5 separate regions of the Homo sapiens genome follow, and all the other regions are linked to region 2. The links are chromatin loops, found by intact Hi-C in ENCODE. Cell type or tissue: dorsolateral prefrontal cortex. All regions are shown on one strand. Region 1 overlaps LOC107986449 (a long non-coding RNA gene). Region 2 has its middle 55 kb from the start of HINT1. Region 3 has its middle 24 kb from the start of MINAR2. Region 4 overlaps CHSY3-AS1 (CHSY3 antisense RNA 1). Region 5 overlaps CHSY3 (chondroitin sulfate synthase 3).

What was found. A loop is a pair of places that touch in the nucleus more often than their neighbours do. Peaks named below come from ENCODE experiments on the same cell type or tissue, not always from the same donor. Only the 100,000 strongest peaks of a DNase experiment are listed, where the experiment ranks them.
Region 1: a loop joins it to region 2, with 2.4 times the contacts of the local background. A loop is called at or near these places in 33 of 110 quality-filtered maps.
Region 3: a loop joins it to region 2, with 8 times the contacts of the local background. A loop is called at or near these places in 49 of 110 quality-filtered maps.
Region 4: it touches region 2 in a loop (7-fold over the local background); 45 of 110 quality-filtered maps call a loop at or near these places.
Region 5: a loop joins it to region 2, with 3 times the contacts of the local background. A loop is called at or near these places in 33 of 110 quality-filtered maps.

Annotation. Positions count from the first base shown.
Region 1 is chr5:130,862,778-130,867,777 of GRCh38, reverse strand. The region is part of intron 1 of LOC107986449 (a long non-coding RNA gene); the gene reads left to right. Among named protein-coding and RNA genes, the nearest start is that of HINT1, 300 kb to the left of the region's middle. In dorsolateral prefrontal cortex, no CTCF peak of the experiment used is centred here; no DNase peak of the experiment used is centred here.
Region 2 is chr5:131,107,446-131,112,445 of GRCh38, reverse strand. No RefSeq gene overlaps it. Among named protein-coding and RNA genes, the nearest start is that of HINT1, 55 kb to the left of the region's middle. RefSeq lists an enhancer at 1-453. In dorsolateral prefrontal cortex, CTCF peaks have their summits at 2,069 and 2,277; a DNase peak (open chromatin) is centred at 2,275; H3K27ac peaks cover 653 bases.
Region 3 is chr5:129,769,098-129,774,097 of GRCh38, reverse strand. No RefSeq gene overlaps it. Among named protein-coding and RNA genes, the nearest start is that of MINAR2, 24 kb to the right of the region's middle. RefSeq lists an enhancer at 2,041-2,594. In dorsolateral prefrontal cortex, CTCF peaks have their summits at 2,366, 2,565 (motif pointing left), 4,001 and 4,262; a DNase peak (open chromatin) is centred at 2,547; H3K4me3 peaks cover 498 bases.
Region 4 is chr5:129,897,259-129,902,258 of GRCh38, reverse strand. CHSY3-AS1 (CHSY3 antisense RNA 1) reads left to right here. Exons shown (of 3, transcript XR_002956248.2): 2 at 2,750-2,798. Among named protein-coding and RNA genes, the nearest start is that of CHSY3, 4.7 kb to the left of the region's middle. In dorsolateral prefrontal cortex, a CTCF peak has its summit at 2,617 (motif pointing left); no DNase peak of the experiment used is centred here.
Region 5 is chr5:130,107,213-130,112,212 of GRCh38, reverse strand. The region is part of intron 2 of CHSY3 (chondroitin sulfate synthase 3); the gene reads right to left. Among named protein-coding and RNA genes, the nearest start is that of CHSY3-AS1, 200 kb to the right of the region's middle. In dorsolateral prefrontal cortex, CTCF peaks have their summits at 2,666 and 2,866 (motif pointing left); no DNase peak of the experiment used is centred here.

The DNA of each region.
Region 1 (5,000 bases), 240 kb after region 2:
ACAGCTGGACATTTCCAAGTTTGAATTCCTAGACCTGTTCTTACTGGGGCTACCTTAGACATGCTATCTAGATTTCCTGGGTCACAGTTCTCTCATCTGTACAGATAATGATACCTAATTCACATGGTTGTTGTGAGGGTTAAATGAAATAAAAGCATAAAGCCAATTAACTGACACATTAAAATATTCAATAAGCAAAAGACATGTTTTCTCATTTATGACACCAATGAGTACAGGGGTGCAGTCTGACCTTGCAGAACTACTCAGCTCATTTTTATTCTGCTGCTTTTACTTTCCCAGTATTAGGAAAAGCAAACCTTCACACCATGATTCAAATGAAATCTCTTGAAAATGTGAGGATCATTTAAGTCACTTACCTATGTTGCTCTTTTCCAATACTTGCTCATAATGTTTATACCCTTCAAATAGTGGGGATACAGTTATAGGGCCTTTGTTAAATAAAGTACCTTCTTCCAAAAAAAACCCCACTAAACCTGCAGACAAATAGAGTTGCATAAATCAACATAATACCTATTTTTATTACCAAAGGAGCTTGCACATTTCTTCTCAGTATCTTTAAAACTCATATTAAATGTTTTGTAACATTGATTTATTAAAAGTAATATTTAATATAATTTTGTTCAACTCTGTAATGATAATGGCTAGCATAAGATGCTATGTGTTGGGCATTGTACTACGTACTCCATGAGGACTGGGGTCTCACAACTATATTCCTTGTTATATCACCCAATTAATGAGTGAGAAAATGGAATCTAAAAGAGGTCAAGTAAAACTGCCAGCAAAAGGCAGAACTGGCATCTGGAAACTTGACCTTGAAATGTTCATGGTGCTGGTAAGGCCTCTCTACCAGTCTGCCTAGATAATAAGATTTAGGATGACCACCTACCTGCTTTCAATCTGGGAGTCTAGAATTTTAGTAGTTGTGGCTATGCAGAGAGTGCCTATATGACCAGTCCCATATAAAAACCTTGAGATCTGAGTCCTACAGTGGCTTTACTGGCAGAAACATTATACATATGTTGCTGTATTTCACTGTTGGAGGGGCAGTGAGCTCTGTGTGGCCCTTTCTGGGAGAGCATAGGAAGCCTGCATGTGAATGTAACCAGACTCTGTCTGCTGTGTTCTATGCCTTGTCGATTTGGCTGTGTAGCCTTGCTGTGTTGTTGTAAAAAATATTTGCCATGAGTGCAAATCTATACTAAGGTCCATCAGTTCTTCTATGGAGGTGCCAAATGTGTGGGTGGTTGTAGAATTGCTGAAACAAGTGGTAGTCAAAGTCTGACACAGATGTGGACATGACTACTGAGAGGACAAATTATCCATCAGTTAGGAACTTTATTTACATCATCTTCCTAAAGATTGCAAATGGTATTAGTTAGTAGAGCTGACGTTACAGCCCTTTTAGGAGCCTCAGCTCCAACACCCCATGTTGGGTCATTATATGGAGTATAATACACGCTTTGTAAACTATATGCATACAGACATACAATAGTTAAAAATAGGCCAGTGTGTCCAATGCCTGTCATCTTTTTATGTGTATCCTGTGTTTTTATTGTTTTGCAGCTGAATGCCAAACATAGAAGATAATTACAAATATTCAGCTGTGTGAAAGTGAAGATAGGGCTTAAGTACAAACAGGAGACATGAATTTTTAAAATAAATGCTTAAATATGACTCGTGTTCTACAAACATCTGGAAGCTAGGTCTGCATAGCTGAACTGTCTCATCTGTGGGCCCATCATGATGATCATGATCCCTCCTCCCACACAGTAATCAATGCATGGGATCAGGATGCCAATGGCTAAACATGATCAGAATGAACCCCCTTTCTAGAGCTTTTCCTGTTCCTCTGCAGACAATTGTTTATCTTCTTAAATAAGGTTTTAGATGTTTTTATTTTTTTCTTTGAATTTCCCCCTTGCTTTTTAAGCCATATACAATATGTCTATATTATTCTTACAATAAAGAAATGTGATGTTTATAATCAGTATTATAACATTTTGAGTTTACCAGTGATATGGTTTGGCTCTGTGTCCTCACCAAAATCTCACCTTGAATCATAATCCCCACATGTCAAGGGAGGAACGTGGGGAGAGGTGATTGGATCATGGGGGCATATTTCCCCATTGCTGTTCTCATGATAAAGAGTGAGTTCTCACAAGATGGTTTTATAAGTGTTTGACAGTTCCTTCTTCACATGTTTTCTCTTGTCTGCTGCCATGTAAGATGTTCCTGCTTCCCCTTCTGCCATGATTATAAGTTTTCTGAGGCTTCCCCAGCCATGTGGAACTGTGAGTCAATTAAACCTCCTTTGTTTATAAATTACACAGTCTCAGGTAGTATCTTTATAGCATTGTGGAAATGGACTAATACAGTAAATTGGTACCACAGAGATTGGGGTGCTGCTATAAAGATAACCTGAAAATGTGGAAGCAACTTTGGAACTGGGTAACAGGCAGAGGTTGGAACAGTCTGGAGGGTCCAGAAGAAGACAGGAAGATGTGGCAAAGTTTGGAACTTCCCAGAGACTTGTTAATGGTTTTGACCAAGATGTTGATAGTGATATGGACAATGAAGTCCAGGTTGAGGTGGGTCTCAGATGAAGATAAGAAACTTCTTGGGAACTGGAGCAAAGGTCACTCTTGCTATGTTTTAGCAAAGAGACTGGTGGCATTTTGCCCCTGCTCTAGAAATCTATGAAACTTTGAACTTCAGAGAGAGATGATCTGGAATTGAAACTTATGTTTAAAAGGGAAGCAGAACATAAACGTTTGGAAAATGTGCAGCCTGACTATGCAGTAGAAAAGAAAACCTCATTTTCTCGGGAGAAATCCAAGCCAGCTACAGAAATTTGCATAAATAATGAGGAGCTGAATGTTAATCACCAAAACAATGGGGAAAATGTTTCCAGGGCATGTCAGAGACCTTCATGGCAGCCCCTCTCATCACAGACTTGGAGGTCTAGGAGGAAAAAATGGGGGCAGGACCTTGGGCACATGTGCTGTGTGCAGCCTCGGGACTTGGTGCCCTGTGTCCCAGCCACTCCAGCTTTAGCCATGGCTAAAAGTAGCCAGGGTGCAGCTCAGGCTACTGCTTCAGAAGGTGCAAACCCAAGACTTGGTGGCTTCCATGTGGTGTTTGGCCTGTGGATGCAGAGTTCAAGAATTGAGTTTTGGGAGCCTCCACCTAGATTTTGGAGGATGTGTGGAAATGCCTGGATGTCCAGGCAGAAGTCTGCTGCAGGGGCAGAGTCCTCATGGAGAACCTCTGCTAGTGCAGTGCAGAAGGGAAATGTGGGGTTGAAGTCCCCACACAGAATCCTTGGTGGGGCACTGCCTAGAAGAGCTGTGAGAGGAGGGCCACCATCCTCCAGACCCCAGAATAGCAGATCCACTGACAGATTGCACTGTATGCCTGGAAAAGTCACAGGTACTCAATGCCAGCTCATGAAAGCAGCTGCAGGGGCTGAACCCTGCAAAGTCACAGAGATAGAGCTGCCCAAGGCCATGGCAGCCTACCCTTTGCATCAGTGTGCCCTAGATGTGAGACATGGTGTCAAAGGAGATTATTTTGGAGCTTTAAGATTTAATGACTGCCCTGCTGGATTTTGGACTTGGATGGCCCCTTTATTCTGGCCAATTTCTCCCATTTGAAATGGGAGCATTTATTCAATGCCTGTACCTCCATTGTTTCTTGGAAGTAACTAACTTGCTTTTGATTTTACAAGCTCCTAGGCAGAAGGGACTTGGTTTGTCTGAGATGAGACATTGGACTTGAACTTTTGGATTAATGCTGGAATAAGTAAAAACTTTGGGAGACTGTTGGGAGGGTATGATTGTGTTTTGAAATGTGAGGACATGGCATTTGGGAGGGGCCATGGGTGGAATGCTATGGTTTTGCTCTGTGTCCCCACCCAAATCTCATCTTGAATTGTAATCCCCACATATCAAGGGAGGGACTTGGTGGGAGGTGATTGGATCATGGGGGTGGTTTCCCCAATCCTGTTCTAATGATAGGGAGTGAGTTCTCATGAGATTTGATGGTTTTATAAAGTGCTGTTCCCCCTTCACTTTCTCTTCTCTCCCCTGCTGCCTTGTGAAGAAGGTGCCTGCTTTGCCTTTTGCCATGATTATAAGTTTCCTGAGGCCTCCCCAGTTACGCAGAACTATGAGTCAATTAAAACTCTTTCCTTTATAAATTACCTAGTCTTGGGTAGTATCTTTATAGCAATGTGAAAACAGACTAATATAACCAGAAATCACAACTAATTTGTACACATCTACAAGATTGTGAGGGGGTAAACAATAGCAAATAGGATCTCTGAGTCATAAAATTGTGAAAAAACTGTTCTCACTTGCTAGTTTTTTGTTTTTCTGAATTTCTCAGAGCAAACATTACTTTCATAATGAGGTAATGTATTAATGTTTATTTATTTTGAAATTTTGAAATATGCTGGGATCTTGGGAAGGTCAAGCCCATTCATCAAAATATTTATTTTTCGGAAGAAGTTTACAAGACCCTATGTTCAAGAACATTTAGATGTTAGAGTCATGAAAAAGGTTGGGGTGAACCCCTGATTCCCACTGAGGAGGTGGCAAAGAATGTCCACACTACAACATTTGAATATCCAAGTGCTCTTTTTAGTGTAAGGTACTAGGATTAATTTTATTGATGAGGTATCAAAATCAAGCTATTTGATAAACACACAAGCACTTCTAATAATCAATAAACTACTTTTATTTTGTAGAATTTTATAGTAGAAGCAACTTTAAGAAATACTTGTTTTAGTAAGTATTTCTTCCCAAGATGAGGAGGCTTAAGCCTAAATAAATAAAGTGATTTTTGCTGAGTAGTAATGAAGGAGTGGCAAAATCAGGGTAGAAGTCCGTTTGCCTAGGTTCTGGGTCAGTACTCCATGGGCTGTGTTTAATTTTCCTTAAAGTGACATTTTTCACTAATTAAATGTCAGGTTTTGGCTT
Region 2 (5,000 bases):
TAAATGCTATTACTATTAGCTTTTAAATGCGAAAACCCAGCGGGGCGCGGTGGTCAGGCCTGTAATCTTAGCACTTTGGGAAGCCGAGGTGGGTGGATCGCTTGAGGCCAAGGGGTTGGAGACCAGCCTGGGCAACATAATGAGAACCCATCTCCAAAAAAAAAATAAAAAATTAGCCAGACGCGGTGGCTCCCGTAATCCCAGCACTCTGGGAGGCTGAGGCGTGTGGGTCACTTGAGGTCAGGAGTTCGAGAGCAACCTGGCAAATATGGCGAAATCTCGTCTCTGCTAAAAATACAAAAATTAGCTGGGCGTGGTGGCAGGTGCCTGCAATCTCTACTCGGGAGGCTGAGGCGAGAGGATTGCTTGAGCACAGGTGGTTGAGGCTGCAGTGGGTCGAGATCCTGCCACTGCACTCCAGCATGGGTAACAGAGTAAGACCCAGTATGGGAAAGAAAAAAAAAAAGCTTTTGCAAATTTATTTATTATTGCTGGGCGTGGTGGCTGATGCCTGTAATCCCAGCACTTTGGGATGCCGAGGCGGGCGGATCACCTGGGGTTGGGAGTTTGAGACCAACCTCACCAACATGGAGAAATCCTGTCTGTACTAAAAATACAAAATTAGCCGGGCATGGTGGCACATGCCTGTAATCTCAGCTACTAGGGAGGCTGAGGCAGGAGAACCGCTTGAAGCTGGGAGGTGGAGGTTGTGGTGAGCCCAGATTGTGCCATTGCACTCCAGCCTGGCAACAACAGCAAAACTCTGTCTCAAAAAAAAAATTATTTATTATTTTGTAAGCCATAATGTAAATAGAAAAAAAATAAGTAAATGAATGGGAAAACCCATCACAATTTCCATTCATTTGACTTGCCAATTAACTTTTTGTAACCCACTTGTAAGTTTGAAACTGTGTTCTATCAAGTCGGTGTTAACTTGATCCTAGTCCTTTTATTTGTTCATTCCTGGTAGTAGTTGTAAACTGCCATGAGCACAGTCAGTTTGGGGGTAGGAATTTTATTTTTGAAAATATAAAGTATCTTGATTTCCAGGAGCTTACTGAAGAAATAAAAATTTAGCCTGGAGTTTTCAAAACGTTTTCACAAGATTGAAGGTTACAAATCTAAATGATGGTTGGTGTTATAGCTCCATAGTGACAAAAGAAACAAAACCAAACAAAAACAAAAACACTAGACAAAACAAAAACCAAAGCAAAAAAAAAAAACTAAACAAAACAAAATCCAAAAACAAATAAATAAGCAAACAAATAGGAACCAGGCAGAAAGTAGATGCCTTGTGAAGACCAAGCCATAGGAACTCCTTGGGAACTCTCATATGGATGTCTAGATTTTAGAAACAGGATTTAATTATGTTTGATCATGGGGGAAAATATATAAACTTCGGGAAAGTAGAATCATTTCAAGTTCATTGTGGGCCTTCAGATAAGACTTTAATGCTAATCAACTTATTTTAAAGTGAGCCTGCTTAATATATAATGGAATAAATAATTGTCATGCTTTTTTTTCATAATTTTGTCAGCATCTTTTTCTTTCAATATTAAAAACAGTAGGAAGAAAACATGTAATTGTCAGATGCAGTTGCAATACTTTCTGTTTATTCAGTTTTGATAGACATTTCTTAATCAAGGTTAGTCTGGTAAATGGTTTCTCTTCAGGGCTGTGAACCAAACATCTTTGTGTAAGTGAAATAAATGCTGCACTGGGAGGTAGGATACTTGGACTTGGATTCTGACTCTCACTTGAGAAGTGGTCTTGGGCTTATGTATTTACCTAAAGGTCTTTGAGGTGTCCTGTATACCATGAGGTTTCCTGTCTCCCTCAGAGTGTTGTGTATGAAGATTAAAAGAATTAATATTTGCCTGGTGCCTGATATATAGCAATCACTCAATCAATGTTAATTATCACTGTTATCCCTGTGTTTCACTTTTAAACTTGTAACCATGTTTTATACACCACCGAGTGACATTTCACGTGGAAGAAATAGAAAATAAGTATATAGATACATTGAATTCAACTTTAAAAGTAGATGAATTTAAAACTGACATTTGCAAATCACGTTCCAAGTCATTTATATCTTATCGTTTTGCATCTAGTGACACTATACTCAGAAAATATAAATATTTGGCATGGATTTCGTATTAGAAGAGAAGCCTCTGGATTTTATTTGTACTTAGCCTCTTTCTCTAACTAATGGTATCTGTATTAGTTGATTCTGAATTCTGTGCATCTTCTCATGCACTTCTCAGTATTCCCACAGAGGGGCAGAGCAGCACTATTTATTAAATTAACACTAATCCTGCAGATTCTTCACTGGATTCTGCAGTCTAATATGAAACGCTTTGTTTGAAGTTGTGCTTGTTAAATTTACAAGTCTTTCCTGAAAAGCTTCCATGCCCTCTGACCACTTTGTGTGTGCATGTGTGTATGTGTGTGTGTGTTCAACATAATCAGAAGGACAATTGAATGTTTACTCTGAATGTTTATATAACTGCCTTTCATTTTGTCTGATGGATTCCTCTGAGGAAGGTGAGAGAATCCTAGCCTTGTGCTTGGGACAACTGCTGGTTTTGCTGTTGTGACTCAGAAGTATCCTTCTGGGAAACCAGGAACTTGATGCTGATGCTGGTCTGTTCACTCCTTAAATGTAGAAGTGAAATTACAAAGAGATGTATACAAGGTTTACACATGTCCCTTACACAGGGATCAAGACATCTTGTTGAAACTACCCCTATAGTCTGACTTCTAGACTAATCTATAGGTAGGTCTCTGGGAGGACACTGGTAAACTAAAAAAATGCAAAAATATGTATAATAAATGAGGATACGTGGGCAAAATGCCCAAATGACTAGTTTTAAGCTTACTCACTTACTATTTGCTTTATTTGAAAGATAACATTTACGGCCAGGTGTGGTGGCTCACGCCTGTAATCCCAGCACTTTGGGAGGCAGAGGCGGGCAAATCACGAGGTTAGGAGATCGAGACCATCCTAGCCAACATGGTGAAACCCCATCTCTACTAAAAATACAAAAATTAGCCAGGTGTGGTAGTGCGCGCCTGTAGTCCCAGCTACTTGGGAGGCTTAGGCAGGAGAATTGCTTGAACCCGGGTGGCGGAGGTTGCAGTGAGCCAAGACTGCACCACTGCACTCCAGCCTGGGCGACAGAGCGAGACTCCGTCTCATAAAAAAAAAAAAGATAGCATTTACCTTGCTACCTTATTCCATAAAGCCTAGGACCTTCACTGACACCATTATTTTTCTATCACTTGATTAATGTCAAAAAAAGCTTTGTAGCTCTTAATTTGAGCAAGATATAGTTTTTGTTTTTTTGTTTTTTGAGGGAAGGCATTTGTATGTTTAAAGTCTTGCTTGGCAGGCCAGGCATGGTGGCTCACACCTGTAATGCCATCACTTTGGGAGACCAAGGCAGGCAGATCACTTTTGCCTGGCCAACATGGTGAAATGCTATCTTTATTAAAAATACAAAAGTTAGGTTGGCGTGGTCGCGCACCTGTAATCCCAGCTACTGGGGAGGCTGAGGCATGAGAATTGTTTGAACTTGAGAGGTGGAGGTTACAATGAGCCAAGACGGTGCCACTGCATTTCAGCCTGGGTGACAGAGTGAGACTCTGTCTAAAAATAAAAATAAAATAAAATAAAATAAAATAAAATTCTTGCTTGGCAGACCTGTGTACAAATCAAAAAGTGCTTGTTAAATATCATTGTATTGGGCTAGGTGTGGTGGCCCATGCCTGTAATCCTGGTGCTTTTGGGGGCTGAGGTGGGATGATTGCTTGAGAGCAGGAGTTTGAGATCAGCCTGGGCAATATGGAAAGACCCCTGTCCCTACAAAAAATAAAAAATAAAATAGTCTGGCATGGTGGCATGTGCCTGTAGTCTCAGCTATTCAGGAGGCTGAGGTGGGAGGACTGCTTGAGCCCAGGAGTTTGAGGCTTCAGTAAAACCATGTACTGAACATTCTGCTAACCTGGAAGATTTCAAACAAGCAAGGAATATAGACTTCACAAATGTGCAGTTTCAGGCCAGGAGCTAAGATATACCGGATGTTGAACAACTATTAGCATCCTAAATTTTTATCATGCAGTGAGGTTTTTCCAGTTCTAAAATTTTGTTTCTATAATTTTGAGGATAAAGAAAAGAATATATAAGCAGATGTTAAATTTTATGGCACAAATCTAAGTACTGCTTGGGAAGATTAACAATGATGATAATGATTAAAAGTTGATATTTTGGTTTCAAAATTTTTGCTAATGATTAATTAGGGTACAAAAGGAAGAATTTTCATCTTTTTCCTTCCATTTTGAGAAATACACAACCCAACCTTTTCCAGTTTCTTTGGGCTTTCTACTATTTCCCAACAGTACTTACATAGGATAAAAACTGAGCATTGTAAACTGTTCTCAATAACTATTTTAGTTATGTTAATTATCTTAAAAGCTAGCTTTCATCTGAATTCAATCAACAAGTATTTTGGGAACCAATTACTATGTGCAAGCCATGGGAAATGCAAAGACAAATAAGAAGAAGTCCTTATTGTTTTACATTACACAGATCGACTTTATTATATTTATTGTGTTCTTTGATGAAAAATACTAGTTGTGGAGTATGCTCAGCCTACTCTTCTCTCTCTTGGGATAACAAAAACATAGGGCATGATTTTCTTGTGTGTCCACATAAAAGAGACACAATATCTGTGACTTCTCAGAAGCCAGAAGCTGTTGTAGGACCATAGTTTCAATATTGGCAGAAACTTCCTCTATACAAATGACTTCCAAATCCACATCCTTAGCTTTGAACACTTCTGAATCCTAGTCATAAATCTCCAACCACTTGGTGGAAATGCACTTGGATCCTCTGTTCACCTCAGCTGAACTTGACCATAAACTGTCATCATTACACCCCTACTCACAAAAAGACTTTTTTTTTTTTTAAAATGGTGAGTACTATCATCGCTGTGTTCACC
Region 3 (5,000 bases), 1.3 Mb after region 2:
TTTGTTTTACAAATTTATTTGTATGTGGTAGAACCATGGTGCTTCAGAAAATAAATACAAAAAACAGAATCCTAATGTAGCTTCAATTTTTGTTTTCTTTGTAAATGGCAGCTCATTTAAGCCTACCTGTAGAAGCTATTTAATATGGAAACTTCCACGGAAAGATAGATAGATAGACAGATAGACAGATAGATAAGCAACATCCAGTAAAAGTGACTTTTTGGTGCATAGTTCTACGAATTTTAAAAAATTTATAGATTAATGCGTCTTCAACCAGAATCAGGATACAGAGCAATTCTATCACTGCTCAACAAAAAATATTCTTTATGCTTCCCTTTGTATGCACACACTGAAACCACACCAGCTCTTGGCTCCAGCTAGTCTTTTCTCCATTTGCCTCTTGTCAAATACATTTTACTTAGTGTTTCCCACAAGGGGTCCCAGCACTCCAGGGAAATCCCAGAACTCTCTTATTGTCTGGGTGAAGATAGTAACATTAATCATATTCTGTGGATAGCCTCTGAGAACGTACCGAAATAGATAAAGGAGATTAAGATTGTGTCGTGACTCACTCTCTCTGGGCACAAGCATGTATGGCGAGGCAAAATAGGACAGAATAACCAACTATTAACACTATTTCCTTTCTCTTTCCTGAAGATACCTGTAGCCATATTCCCATCTGACTTCTAACTCAAACTGCATTGACGAATGTGAAGACCTCCGTGGACAGCAAGGACTGACAGTCTAAATGAGCAATGATGCTGCTCTTATCACAAAACAGGACCGACTCAAGTAGGGTATAAGAGATCAAACTGATTTCCCTTCTTTCCTTGGAAGGATGTTAAAAATTTGAGCTCCAGGAAGACATAGCTGACCTGGGAATGCTGTTTTGGACGAAGAGAGGAATTTGTACTTCCTCCCTGGGGTAGGTGAAGAAGGGAAAGGAAGAAAATATAAATATGTCCCTTGAAAAATGTGGCATTTCTGAGAGATGTGAAAACAGATTTGCCATGTTTGGGATGCAGTTTAAGAGTAGAAACCTCCGAGATACCATATACCATGAGGCTTGGGGAAAAAACAGAAATGATACATTTTGACGAAAGGAGGGCCCAGCTCTACCTGAGATTCCCTGTGGCTGGGGAGTGGCAATGAAGAGGTCTGTACTCTTCCCAAGGCTCCATGGTAAGCTGTGGAAAGTAACTTGGAGCATGAGCTGATGATCATGGCCAGAGGCTACCTGGCCAAAAACAGGTCATAGATCAAGGAGATGCACATTACTGTGATGTATGTGGACCTTTATAAGTGAGATGCTGGCTGGTATCTCCTGCACACTGTACTGGTGATGACTGTGTCACCTGTGGGAGCCAGCACCATCCAGCACTGTGCCACAAAATAATGAAAGTAGACAGAATCTCACCCTCCCTGCCACGAATGAATGGACTTCTCCTCTCTAGACTTGCATATCTTCCAGAGGAAGAAGTAGGAAGCTGAATTAAAATTTGAATTAAATTTTGACTGAATTAGTAATTCTGATAAAAGACTGATTGGACTAAATTTAGCCCCAATACTATATTTCTGGAGACAGGACAAGAGTTCTATTTCTTCGCACTCAAGTTGGTGTCTATAGAATTCAAACCTGTTACATAAATTTAGAATCAGAAGGAGTGGCTTTGTGTCCTAGAAACCATCTTTAGGGACAATATATGGCTGGAGTTCTGCCACTGATTCACACGAAATTCCTACTGATGCACAAGAAGTCATTATTGCATGATCCCTGATGGCTGAGGCTGTCTCATGATCATATTTCTAAGATTCCATTTAAAATGAGTACGAATTCCAGCTCAACTTTAAAGTATAATTTATCTGTTAAATAAAAATCTGTTTGTATACATCTTGAGGGTTAAATTGCTCATGAAACTTGTATTCCTGAGGAGTGTGTAAAGGCCGAGGAAAGAGCCAAGACAAAGAGATGATTTGTATCTGTACATCTGCCTGTTTGTTCCACAGGGAAGTGCCACCAAGTAGGCCTTACGTTCATGGGCGCCTGGACGGGGCTTTTAAAAGTTCACAACAAAATCCAGAACACTTGTGGGTTTCCCCAACCTGAACCTTAGCTTTGAAAGAGTTTGCTGAGTTGCTGACACTCTCAAGATCCTGTTTCAAACTTAAGAGAGAAAGAATCACCCAGGGAGCTTGTTAAACATGACGATTCTGATGCAGCTGCCCTGAGAGTCTGCATTTTTTAATAAGCATGAACCACAACTTGAGTAAAGACACAATAGAAGATTTGGTTAACGAAGTCCATGTGCCCAGCTTGAACTTCCTTGATCTGAAGACTTCTCAGCATGGGACCCCAATTACTGTCACTTTTCTGTGCTGATGCACACTCAGTGATCCCGGCAGGCTCTCCTGCTCCCTACCCTAGGGCTTAATCAGCACAATTAATCACTTGTATTCCTTTGGAAGTTCTTCACTCATTTGTCAAGATACCCGTATATTGACACAACTGAAATACCGCCCTCAAAATAGGCAAGCTGTGGTTTGGCATCCTGGTACACACCTGCCCTCTGGTGGTGAGAGAGTAACTCCAAGCTATAGGGAAATAAAAGATCCTTTCCCTTCTGCTCTTTATCATGGTGAACAAGATGAAACTCGGTGTCTGGCCAGTGTACAGTAAAGAAAGGTGCATTTTAAAGGCATAGTCTACAAAGATGAGAAAATCCTGGGAGCAAATTCTGTTGCCAAACTATGACTAGGTGCCTTACATGGCAGCACATTGGAGAGTGATTGAGGGATTCATCCCACCAAACCTCTGATGCAGACGACACAGACCTGCAGGTTTCCCGGAGGTGAGGTTCTTCAGCGTGGGTTTGATGTCAGCTCCTCTGAAGCCAAACTCCTTCCTGACACAGAGGCGTTGGAGCTTCCTGGGACTGACATCTAATTTAGGGATAATCTAAGGCAAAGTTAGAGAAATCAGATCCTGTACTCTGGAACATTGTCATAAGGGAAAGACATTCTATCCATAACACTTACTAAGAAAGAGTAATTAACTCATACATATTCTTAATCATAGAGTCTATCACTTAATATTTTACCTTATAAAGAAGCCCCACAAGCCTAAATTACAAAATGGTACAAGCATATGGCATTCAGATTTACTGGGATTCTGAGCATAACTGTGTTTGCCCTTGTTAAAGCAGGGTCTTTTTGTACTCACTTGGAGACTGGGGCTGAGTGTACGTATAGCTATGGGTCGAAGGAGAGGAGACGCACTTCCGTTGTCTTCATCAACAGCTGGACCATATCAAGCCCCCACTACAGCCATGAGAAAATAAAAACTTTAGCAGAAAGAATAGTCAGAATAGGTTTAGTAGATCTAAGCTCTCATTGCAATTTGATTCTGACAAGTCTTTTGATGTCCCTGAGCCTCAATCTCTTCTTGTAAAATACGGCTTTTACACTTATCTCTCAAGATTATAGTTGAGATGAAATGAGCTTGTAGAAGGGGTAGGGTTTTAAAAATTATGCAGTGTAGAAGCTACAACTATTTCTGTTGAATTCTTAATAAGGCCAGGATGGAAATGTTCAGGTGGGTGGGCAGCAGGCATAGGGCCCTATGGGACACTGCTGTCCATGGGCATCCACTGGACTTGTTAAAGGAAAAATTGTTTACGACACATGTTAAAGGCAGTGAAGAAGACTTTATTCAAGGGAGGCTTCTGCAGTGGGGTTTTATAGTAGAGGAGAGAGATCAGTCTCCACTCTGAATATGATAAGGAAAAGTGGAGACTTATAGCTAAGGGGAACAGTCAGGCTTTGATGGATGGAATATTACTAAGAGTAGGGTAATATTTTGCTAAACTGACCTAACAGGATTTTTACTGAAGGAAGGCCAGGGTGATAAGATATCGTATAGAGGGTAGTCAGATTTACTGTAAACTGACTTAGCAAGATTTTTGCCAAAAGTGGAATAAGCCAACCATGGACACAACCCAAGATCCAGAGCCTAGTCAGAGAGACACTCGGGGGAGCCTAACTAGCATTAGATCAAGGACAGAGTCTTTGTCAAGAATCTTCCTGAATAACTTGGAAAACAGCTGTAAAAGCTGTACATTTATATGTTCATGATAAGCAAAATAAAACTTTTTTCCTGGGTTTGCAATTCTTGAAAGTGGTTTCTGATCATTATATTAAAAAAAAAAGAAAACTTTTGCAGCAGGAACAATAAAATTATTCTATTAAGTATTGATTAGAAATGTTTCAGCCTTTAAAATAATGTATTTTTAAGAAAGAAACTTAGTTAACTGCTGTTTCATTTATATTTACTGATATACTTTTGAATCTGGCCTAACCATTGTTTTATTATTCAAATAATTATCTAAACAATATTTCCCAACTTTGAAACTAATTCTAATGTGAGAGATTTTAGCGCTTATTTCATAGCTGAGAAAAACCCACCAGTTTAATTAGCATAAGAAGAATTACTACCTTTTCTTTGTCAGGAACTTAAAAACGGCGTACAGGATAAGCAAAACTGTGTAAGCCTTGAATCTTTTTCCTTCTTGCTAAAGAAATCTAGTCAGAGAATATTTTATACTGAAAAAAGAATTTCTTTATTTAAAAGATACAATATTTATTTCAATTTTTTATTTTGAAAGAGAGCCTTTTGGCCAGGCGCGGTGGCTCACGCCCGTAATCCCAGCACTTTGGGAGGCCGAGGGGGATGGATCACGAGGTCAGGAGATTGAGACCATCCTGGCTAACAAGGTGAAACCCTGTCTCTACTAAAAATACAAAAAATTAGCCGGGCGTGGTGGCGGGCGCCTGTAGTCCCAGCTACACGGAAGGCTGAGGCAGGAGAATGGCGTGAACCCGGGAGGCGGAGCTTGCAGTGAGCTGAGATCCTGCCACTGAACTCCAGCCTGGGAGACAGAGCTTTTGCATTTAGATTTTATTTATGTATATATGCATATATTTTAAATACAGACACACAATTG
Region 4 (5,000 bases), 1.2 Mb after region 2:
TATTCAGTGCTTCCCATCATGAAGCTTATAGTGCATTGAAGAAGACACATTAAACATCACACTAGGAAATGAATTACAATGGTGATAAATGATATGAATAGAAATACAGAGTACTCTGAGAATATTTATAAGAGCATCTAATTTAGTATGGGAGTCAGGGAAGGCACTAGAAAAGATTCAGATAAAATGAAATCATTGAAGTGATATTACATATGAGACAAGTGACCTTGGGCAAGTTGTGAAAATTCTAAGTTTTTGATTTCTCATCTGTAAATTCATTTCTGTGAGGCTTTATTAATATACTATATGAAGTGCTTAACATAATGTTTAGTTCATTGTAAACACTTGGGAAATGTTCTCATTTTCTAATCCCTTCCCTTATGCTAAAACGTCTCTCTCATGGTATCTATCATCTTATTTTTATTACATTTCATCTTTTCATTTATTTAACAGATACTTATTTAGTATGTACTGTGAGGCAGACACTATCACTGAGAAAAAAAACGTAGACAAAACAAAGTCCTGACTTCATGGGACTTGTATTCTAAGAGGAGATTACACACACACACACACACACACACACACACACACACGCATGCATGTGTGTATATGAAGTATTTTTACATATAAAGAAATATCTGTAATATGTCGGTGTAAGTGTTTATTTAAAAAAAAGAGAAGGATAGTGAGTGTATTATGTGTTGGGTGAGGCCACTTAAAACTGATACGTCAGGAAAGTTCTTTCTGATACTTTTAGCAGAAAACAGAAAAAAGTGAGGAAACTAATCCTGAAGATATCTGAAATAATACTTTTCAAGGAGAAGGAGTAGCTAACACAAGTCTTTGACACAGACATGGCATATTGAGACGCAGCAGAGGCCAAAGTAGATTGGAAAAAGGAGGAAGCGGATGACTTGTTGATAATTTAGGTCAGTGCTGAATAGAATTATAATGTGAGCCACAACTGCAAGATATATAATTTAATTTTTTTCTAGAAGCCTCATTTAAAAACAGGTGAAATTGATTTTCATACTTTTTATTCAACTTAATATACCCAAAATATCGGGAGATATTTTACATCCTTTTTATTAGTACTAATTTTTCAAAACCATTGTGTGCTCATCACTTACAGCACACCTGAATTCAAACTAGCCACATTTCCAATGTTCAATAGACACAAGTGGCTAGGGACTACCATATTGGACAGTGCATATATAGATCCTTGCAGACATTCATAAAGACTTTGGCTTTTATTCCGAGTGACAATGAAGCTGTTGTGTAGAGTAGTGATCTGGTTTTTATTTATTGTTTACAAAGATCATTCTAGCTCCTATGGGGAGAAAATAAACTGCAGTGGGACAAGGGTAGAATTAGAGAAAACATTTAAATCTTTATTGAAGTGACCTCATCACTTGAGAATAGAAGGGAAAAAACAAGCCTCTTTTTTTTTTCTTCCTGCACAGTGTCTGCCCCTTTCCTTATTTGTAATAAGTAGAAGCTTTGGGAAAAGATTTTTATGTAAATTTAATTTTATATGTATTCAGATTCCTGTTATTTGTGGGTGTTATTTGTGGGCGTTTCCCAAAGTCAGTGAAGTAATTTTCTCATCTCACTTTAGTTCTGAAGATACATGACTTTTAGAGGAGGTAATTTTCTGGGAAATCTCTATCAAGAACTCACTTTTTTATTTTCAAAACATTAAGTAATAAGTTATAGGAATAATTTTTAAAAATGTCAATTGGATGTAAGGGTTGTTGAGGAGGAAATTTTCATGGAACTAACATTGAAGAAAAATAAACATAATTGCATACCAAAATATAATAAAAATCTATATACTGTGTTAGAGGAAAGAATACACAAATATAGGTAATTCTATAATAATAACTCTGGAAAAAATGTCTCATATAGTTGCTGTTCTTATCTAAGCAAGAATGTGCCAATAAGTATACTTGTGAACCATCTCATAAAATCTCTGTGAAGCACCTCTATAGTGGATTTTGAGAAAAAAGCAATAATAAAATCCTTCTAAAATTATAATAGTTTACAAAGAAAATTACAAAACTGATTTTCTGTCTTTCCTAAACCCTTTAACTATTTCAAATATGTCCATATTAGACTACAGTAACATATGAATTATTTGCCACCTTCTCTGAGCTGTAGCTACTGGAACATAAGGTATCATCTGGATTCACAGTGAAGACAGATTTCTTCTTGTAGAGATTGTGTTCCTGTGGCTTTGGAAAGACTTTAATGTCAACCACCCCAAGACAAAGTCTGCTATACTTAGCAGAGAGTCTTTGAGCAAACTGCTCTAATGGGACTACATTAGATATTAAAACTAATTGGAAAAGGTTACTAATAACTTTAAAATCACAGAAAAGGCGCAAGTGACTTTAAAGGGTGGAATCATTCTTTGATCATTTATGAAAGTAAAAGGTCAATATATACATGAATGTTCAGTTTATGCTTCTGTTACAAGGTATAATCAAGATTAGGCTTGTACTGACACTTTGAATCAGGATTTTACTAAGCTATTTTGAATGTTATCATTTTTTCTTGACAGATCAAGGCTGAGTTAATTTCATTTGTGTGAAGCAACTGTGGCATCTAGTGGTTAATAATCATAATGGTAATTCAGTTTGTTCCTAAGGGATAAATTGTGTTACAAAATATTTTTATATTGCCAAGGAGTATTATAATCAGAGGGACATAATAAGATAACAATTTGATTCTATTTTTATTTTCTCAGAAATCAGCATGAGAAGATGATCAAAATTCATATATTGAAACATGAAAAGGTAAATTATTTATGGCATATCATAAAACTATGTAAGTTTCAGAGCCTGGTATTAATCTGCATTTAATCACCATGAAAATATTCCAGTAAATTTTTTTACACTGAGCAGATTTGATGCTACCAAAGGTTTATTAATCAAGAATTACTTTTTAGGTATGATAATGCTATTGTAGCCTTGTTTTTTTATACAAAGAGTCCTTATTTTCTGAAATACATACTGAAATGTTTATAGATAAAATGGTATGATATCTGGGATTTAAATATATGGGATGGAGGGAGGTGCTAAATGGATGTAGATGTGAATAGGGTCTGATTGGCCAGGTATTGATTACTATTAGGGTAGGTAATTATCTTCAGATAAATTTGGATCTCTATAATAAAAAGATTTTTAAAAAATACTTCATTTGTTTAAGGTCAGAACATACTCTTCATTTATTTTCTGTAGATTTACCTAACCAAGATATGGTCCACTTGTTTAAACAATCAGTGAGAAGATCAATTGAGGAGGAAAGAATGAAACTCCTCCTGTCACTTAGGAAAGGGTCAAAAAGCAATCAATTGAAATAAAAACATCCACTTCTTCCAGCCCTTCTTGGCCCCATGACAGTCTGAGACATAAGCAAAATACTCGGTCAAGCTTTTACAAAGAAAAAGGGACTATTTACACATGAGAATTTTTTCGTAAGTAGTAATAGTCTCTGATTAGGTAATGGGCTGCAAAATCTCAAGTTCCTAATCACTAAACTGAATTTATGCTAAAAAAAAAAGATTTTTATTTTTAATTGCCTCCGTTCACTACTTTCCTAAAATATGAATAATCTCCAATTCAATATTTCCTATCTCGGAAAACTTAAAATAAAATGCATGTGCCACCTTCTTTCTGTTGCTTTAATTGTCAACCCTGTTAATTATTGGTTTCCTTTCCTGTCCCATAGATCTGTGCTGTTCAGTAGAGATATAATATTATCCACATATGTAATTTAAAATTTTTTAGTAGCCACATTTTACAAAGCAAGGACATGTGAAATTAATCTTACTAATATACTTTATTTTATTTTCCTTAATGTATCCAGTTCCAGTAGAGAGTAGAGTTGTGGGTATTCGAGGCTGGGAAGCATAAGGGGGAGGAGGAGGAGAACTTGCATAAAGGATTCAAAATTACAGCTAGATAGGAGGAATGAGTTTGGGTGTTCTGAAGCATCACAGGGTGAATATGGTTCATTATCATTTTTGTATATTTCCAAAAAGCTAGAAGAGAAGATTTTTGAATGTTCACAGCACAAAGAAAGGTAAAATGTTTCAGGTGATAGGTATCATATGCTAATTACCCTGATTTGATCATTATATATTATGTACATGTATTAAAATATCACTCTGTATCCCATAAATATATACAATTATTACATGTCAACTAAAACTAAACGGATGGGGGAAGCTAAAACATTTTTTAAATTAAAAAAATACCATTTCTGACTATTAAGCCTAAAAACATTTTAAATGACAGAGACAATTGGATTTCAGGATGTTTACAGGATTCATTGTGCTGCATTCCGAGATATCAACATATGAATACATTGCATATTTATACACATAAATATGTATGTATGTATGTGTTTACATACAGAAACACTATATATATGTGTGTGTGTGTATGTACATATAGAAACACACATATATACATTTCTTTATAACCACATATCATGACAAGTTAAACATAAGAGGAGAGATTAGGGGTCTTTCCTTTTCCGTAATGATTACTCTTATTTAAATTTTAGGATACCTTACTAGGATGTAGGAGAAGTTAGATACCATATCTCTCAACCCCGTGTCAAGGGGATATGGCTTAGGCTTAGCAAGTTGGGTATTCTATCTAAGATTTTGTATCTTGAGTGAATGAGACAGGAATAATTTATAATTCATCTTAAGGTGCTGCATACAGCAGTGGATTTTTATTTAAGTCTGTAGTGAACTAATAATGACACAAATATTTCAATAGTTATTTAAAGTAAGGATTTATGACTTTCAACAGAATATTGGCACCGGGAGAGCAGATTATTTTTCTGCAAGTCTTCAAAATTCTTGGGGGTGTTTGAAAATATAATTATTTTCTTTATGATGTTCTTTGAAATCAACAAGAACAAAGACACAACATACCAGAATCTCTGGGACACATTCAAAGCAGTGTGTAGAGGGAAATTTATAG
Region 5 (5,000 bases), 1.0 Mb after region 2:
TATCCATATCTTTATCATGAGAACAACAAGTTGTTTGATATCTCCAATTATAGTACTTACAAACCTTTTTCTCTGGTAAGTTTGAAGTGATGATTTTCCAAAAACACAGATGCAGCTGACTTGGGAACCACAGTCTGAGAATCAACGGACTGGAACATAGATTCTGAAGTGAGGCTCAGCCCCTTATCAACTGTATAACTTTAAGAAAACTGTTTAATCCAATTCTTTTCTGTAAATGGGGATGAGTTAGTGTATTCCTCATAAACATGATACGAGGGTTAAATGAGTCAACCACTTAAAACCCTGCCTGAATTCTAGTAAGTCCGGTATGTGTGTGTTAAAATAAAATGTGTGGAATTAGTTGCATCTGTTATATTTTACCCACAGTCACCTCATTGCACCTGCATATTTCTGTCAGCATTTTATTTCCAGGTGGCTGAAAAAAAAAATCACTTTAACCCATTGGTTCCCAATCTTGGCAGAATATTAGAATCACCTGGGAAGCTTTTAAAAATTACTATTTCATTATTTTGATTTATTTGATGTAGGCTGAAGCCTTGGTACTAGAATACTTTAAATACACTCTAGGCAATTATAATATTCAGCTAGGATTGGAAATTATTGCCTTAACCTATAAATAAGCAGTATGTTTCTAGAACATGGTGGTCATATTTGGGATCTTTTGTTACACAAATAAATAATCATATTGAATAGTGCAAAGCTCTGTTGCCTAGAGCTTTTTAAAATCGGGCTGATTGTATAATGTGCTCACAAACTTAACAACAGCTAGATTTTAATGAATCTGAGGACTTAGGATAAAATTAGCCATATATATTCAGGGTCATAAAATATATAGTTTCAGATAATCCACCATCAATGTGAAAAGAATTTTAAACAACTGGCTGATTAAAGAGGTGATACTTCAATTCTAGCAATATGGTTAAAAACACAGTATAGCAGATTATTGGCATGTGAGGATTTAATGTTAATCAGTTTTCATCCTGAAGATCCATGACTACGGGGATTTGTACTTGACTGAAACACAGATTTGAAGGATTCATGCCATGGGGCTGGCAAATAGGATTTGAGCTGCTGTGCTCATCAGTGAGCCTAGCCTACAGGCAGCATTCTTTCATATGATCATACATCCTTTTTTCAATGATACAAACATGGAGGTTTGTGAATGAGTAACAGCCAACATAAGAAATTAAATGTTGGTGAAAGTTGAAGAGCTAGCAATAAAAATTCAATTTTTATTAAAATAAATTTATTTTAATAAAAATAAATTATTAAAAATTCACAGCCAAAATTCAATTCCTAACAAAAGCAAAAGACTGTTCAAACATTTTTACATTCCCAAACATGAAGATTTCTAAAGATCTTACAAATATTTCTCTTATCAGGGATATAATATACAGAGTTTTAAGTTATCTTATAATGCTGCACAGTTTATTTAGATTTAATCCCCAAGTTAATGAAATATAAAAAGGTATTATATGTCATCATTAATATTCTCTATGCTTTTTATATGAAAATGAAAATGAGTTGGAAGTAGTTTTCATCTAAGTTAGAAAAAAAACCTGCATGTAAGTATCCATCCACTATGAAGATTATCTCCCTAAGGCTCAAGACAGATCTTATGAGGTCTGGGCTTCACATACTGTCAGCACAAAACCCTCTGGGCAGAATGAAAGCCAAAGATTAGACTGTGGTTTATCTGTGCTCTCCTTTGAGAAATGTCAGAACACATTTCTTATGAATTACAAATACTAAAGAAACAACACTTTTCAATAGCTGCCTCTGCCTGTGTGTTATTATGAACATGACAGTAAAATGAAGAAAATCAGGTGGGAATATATTATTTCTTAATACATTTAGCTAACCATTGCATCTAAAACAGAGCTCTTTATGGTTGAAATTTTGACTAAAGGCAAAGCTTTAGTCAAATTTTGTTGTCAGGAAATTAAATGAGAAAAAACAATGGTGACTATATAAGAACCCATGTTCAGTAGAAGCCAAGCTCATTTCTGAAGTCACTACAAAAACAAGGTTCTAGAGCATACTTTTTAGATAAATCCCAGGAAAAAATTTCAGAAGCAGCCAGGTTTGCTCTTCATACCCATGAACTGCCAACATTTTTCTTTATCAGAGTAGTTGCAGATTGTTCAGCATCACCATTTCCAGTACTTATAAGCCTTTTCTTTAGTAATTAATTATAAGCCATAGTTTTTCCTAGTAATTTTGAACCTCTCCATTCTCTATCCCATCTCTTTTCCTTGCTTAATACCCAAACTCCAATTCACTTCCCCTTATGGAGATCTGTGGAGTTTTCAAGTCACTTTTGGTTTAAACAAGATGACAGTGAAGACTACATGAGATGATGTATAAAACCTACATAGGACAATATCCAGCTCTGGGCAAGTCCTTGATAATTGTCAGATTCCAACCCCATGTCAAATCCCCACCTAATATTTCCCGATATTCATCTTCAAAGTAGTAAATATGCACTTAAAAAAAAAATTACTCTCCTCAGAATAGGAAAGTGTGTTCTTTAAGGAAGAAGCAAAGGTGCAGCTCTCTCTCATGAAATGCTCCTTATATTCTATATTGATGAGAAAAATACTAGAACTCCTGAAATTTTAAAATTGAGAAAAAATTTAAGCCTAACAATTGTGTGTTTTGTAGATGTGTAAAGATTTTAGAAGTTCTCCTTGCTGAAATTAGCTTCTAATGTATTAATTTTTTTTCTCTTACTTACAACATTTTAGTTGAGAACTTTCTAACCTACCAAGGTATCCATTTTGCCTTGGTAGGGTCACAGTGTTTTCAATCCTCCTCTGCTACTTTCAATAGGAGATCACCCCCTAGTGGAAATGAAGTAGAAAGTATGGCATTTTTGTGCTTCTCTAGTGAAAATTTAAAGGAAATCTATGTCTCTTAAAATGATATTAATACTATCAAGCAAAATCTAAAGAGGCAATTTTGTAAGCAACAAAGATTTCTAAGTTACAATGAGTCCCTATTTGCATAAGAATATATTAACGGTTTTAAAGTTTCTTGGACCTTTATCCTAATTCACAAATTATTGTCTCTTTCCATTAGAACTTTTATTTCATTTCCTTATTTTTAGACACTGATGTGCCTGTAAATGTAAACTATAGAACATGACTGAAGTAATTTGCAATCTTCTTTCTGTTTAAGAAACTTGAGGGCTTCATATGTCTTCATAGTCAAATGGATAATACCCATGCTTTAGACTATTTTGGTCCATTTTCAGAAGAAATGTTATACAAAATATAAAATATTAGTATTTGCCTTATATTTAATAGATGCAATACAAAAGGACTATTCTGGGTGCTTGACATGTTATTCAATTAATAAACCTATAAAATACTTGTGGATAAAATGCTTAACTATTGTTTCCATTTGTGCATCTGCTTTGAAGTTGATAATATAGCATGTGAATGTTCTAATGAAAAGCCTAAGTGTGAATGCAGTCATTTTTTTAAATGCTGTAAAAACTTTATCACATTTTAAAATCAAAACCAATAAATTCAACCTCATCTTTGATAAAACCTTCCAATAACTAATCATAACCGCATATATGGGATTGTGCTTTTATGATAATATAACTTTTTGACAAAGCATTACAATCCAAATGATTGTCAGTTTTGCATTTTTCTACCATTTCATGAAATCTTGATTACAATTATTTCTGAAAGAATAAAACCTCAATCTTAGGTAAATGGCAAATTGCCACTTAAGTTAGCCAAAGGAGAAGTTATTTATTTGTATTAAGTACTTTGCACAGACTCTGGATGGCCCTATACAATTTATAATATGTGATATATACAATAATATAAAAATATAAAACACTAACGCAGGAGGATAATTTTTTGAAAGGGCTCTCTGGAATTATGCATGGAAATGCCAATATGAGCTTGATGTTTAGATAACTTCAAACATAACACTAACATTTAAGTATTTATATATGTGTATTTTCATGATGTAAAAAGTTTTGCATCATAAACTGATTAAATTGCCATCAACTAGAGTGTATAAATTATAGAGTTAGGCAAGAATATTAATTCCTGCCCCACCTACCTTACAAGACCATTGGTAGCACCACAATTAAAAATATATATGAAAGTGCTTTGTAAATTATAAGCAATTATAAAATTGTCAGATGTGTTATGCTTACAGTTGGTTGATAAATTATTTTGATAATAAAAATGTTTTTCGTTGTAACATACTGAAGGATTCTATCAGCCATATGAAAAAGAGTGTTAGACACTGAAGCAAATATAACCCCTTAGCTATTCTGCTCTGAAAAGAGGTAATAAGCTAGAAGAGAGAAGAATTAAGCAGCCAACTGATTTGAGTGATTGTGGGGCAGGGTGGAGAGGATAGAGCTTGCTTTGCAGGCATGATACCAATAATTAGACCTAATTATTAAACTGAACTGACTTGATTGATCAAATACCACTAAGTTTTACTTTGTATCTATTCTGTGTAGTCAAAGGCCTGCCTGCCAGGGCCTGTCAATAAGTTGGCAGAACAGATTTTGACAATAAACATGTAATACTACAAAGAGTGAAGTTAGGGCTGTCTAAGCTAACAGCACATTTGCAAAAGTGGTATATGTATGTATAAAGCAGAAGGAAAACAACTCATTTTCAAATTTATTTTAATATAAGTACCATTTCCTCTATATATATTAAAATAAATTTGAAAAAGTATATATATAGACGAACACACACACACACACACTAGCCCCGTAAGGAATACTTAATTATTCAGTAAAAGAGACTCAGAGCAAGTCACCTTCGTTGTTAAATATATACTACTCTTTTGCTGAGTAATGTGGAACTCCACATTACTATTGTTAACGTTAGCTATAGTAACATTGTGAAGAAGGTCAGGAGAATTTACCCTTTACATAATGCTTGGATGGCAAAACTGCAAATTAGATCAGTTTTATTTCTGTTTTTATAGGTGAA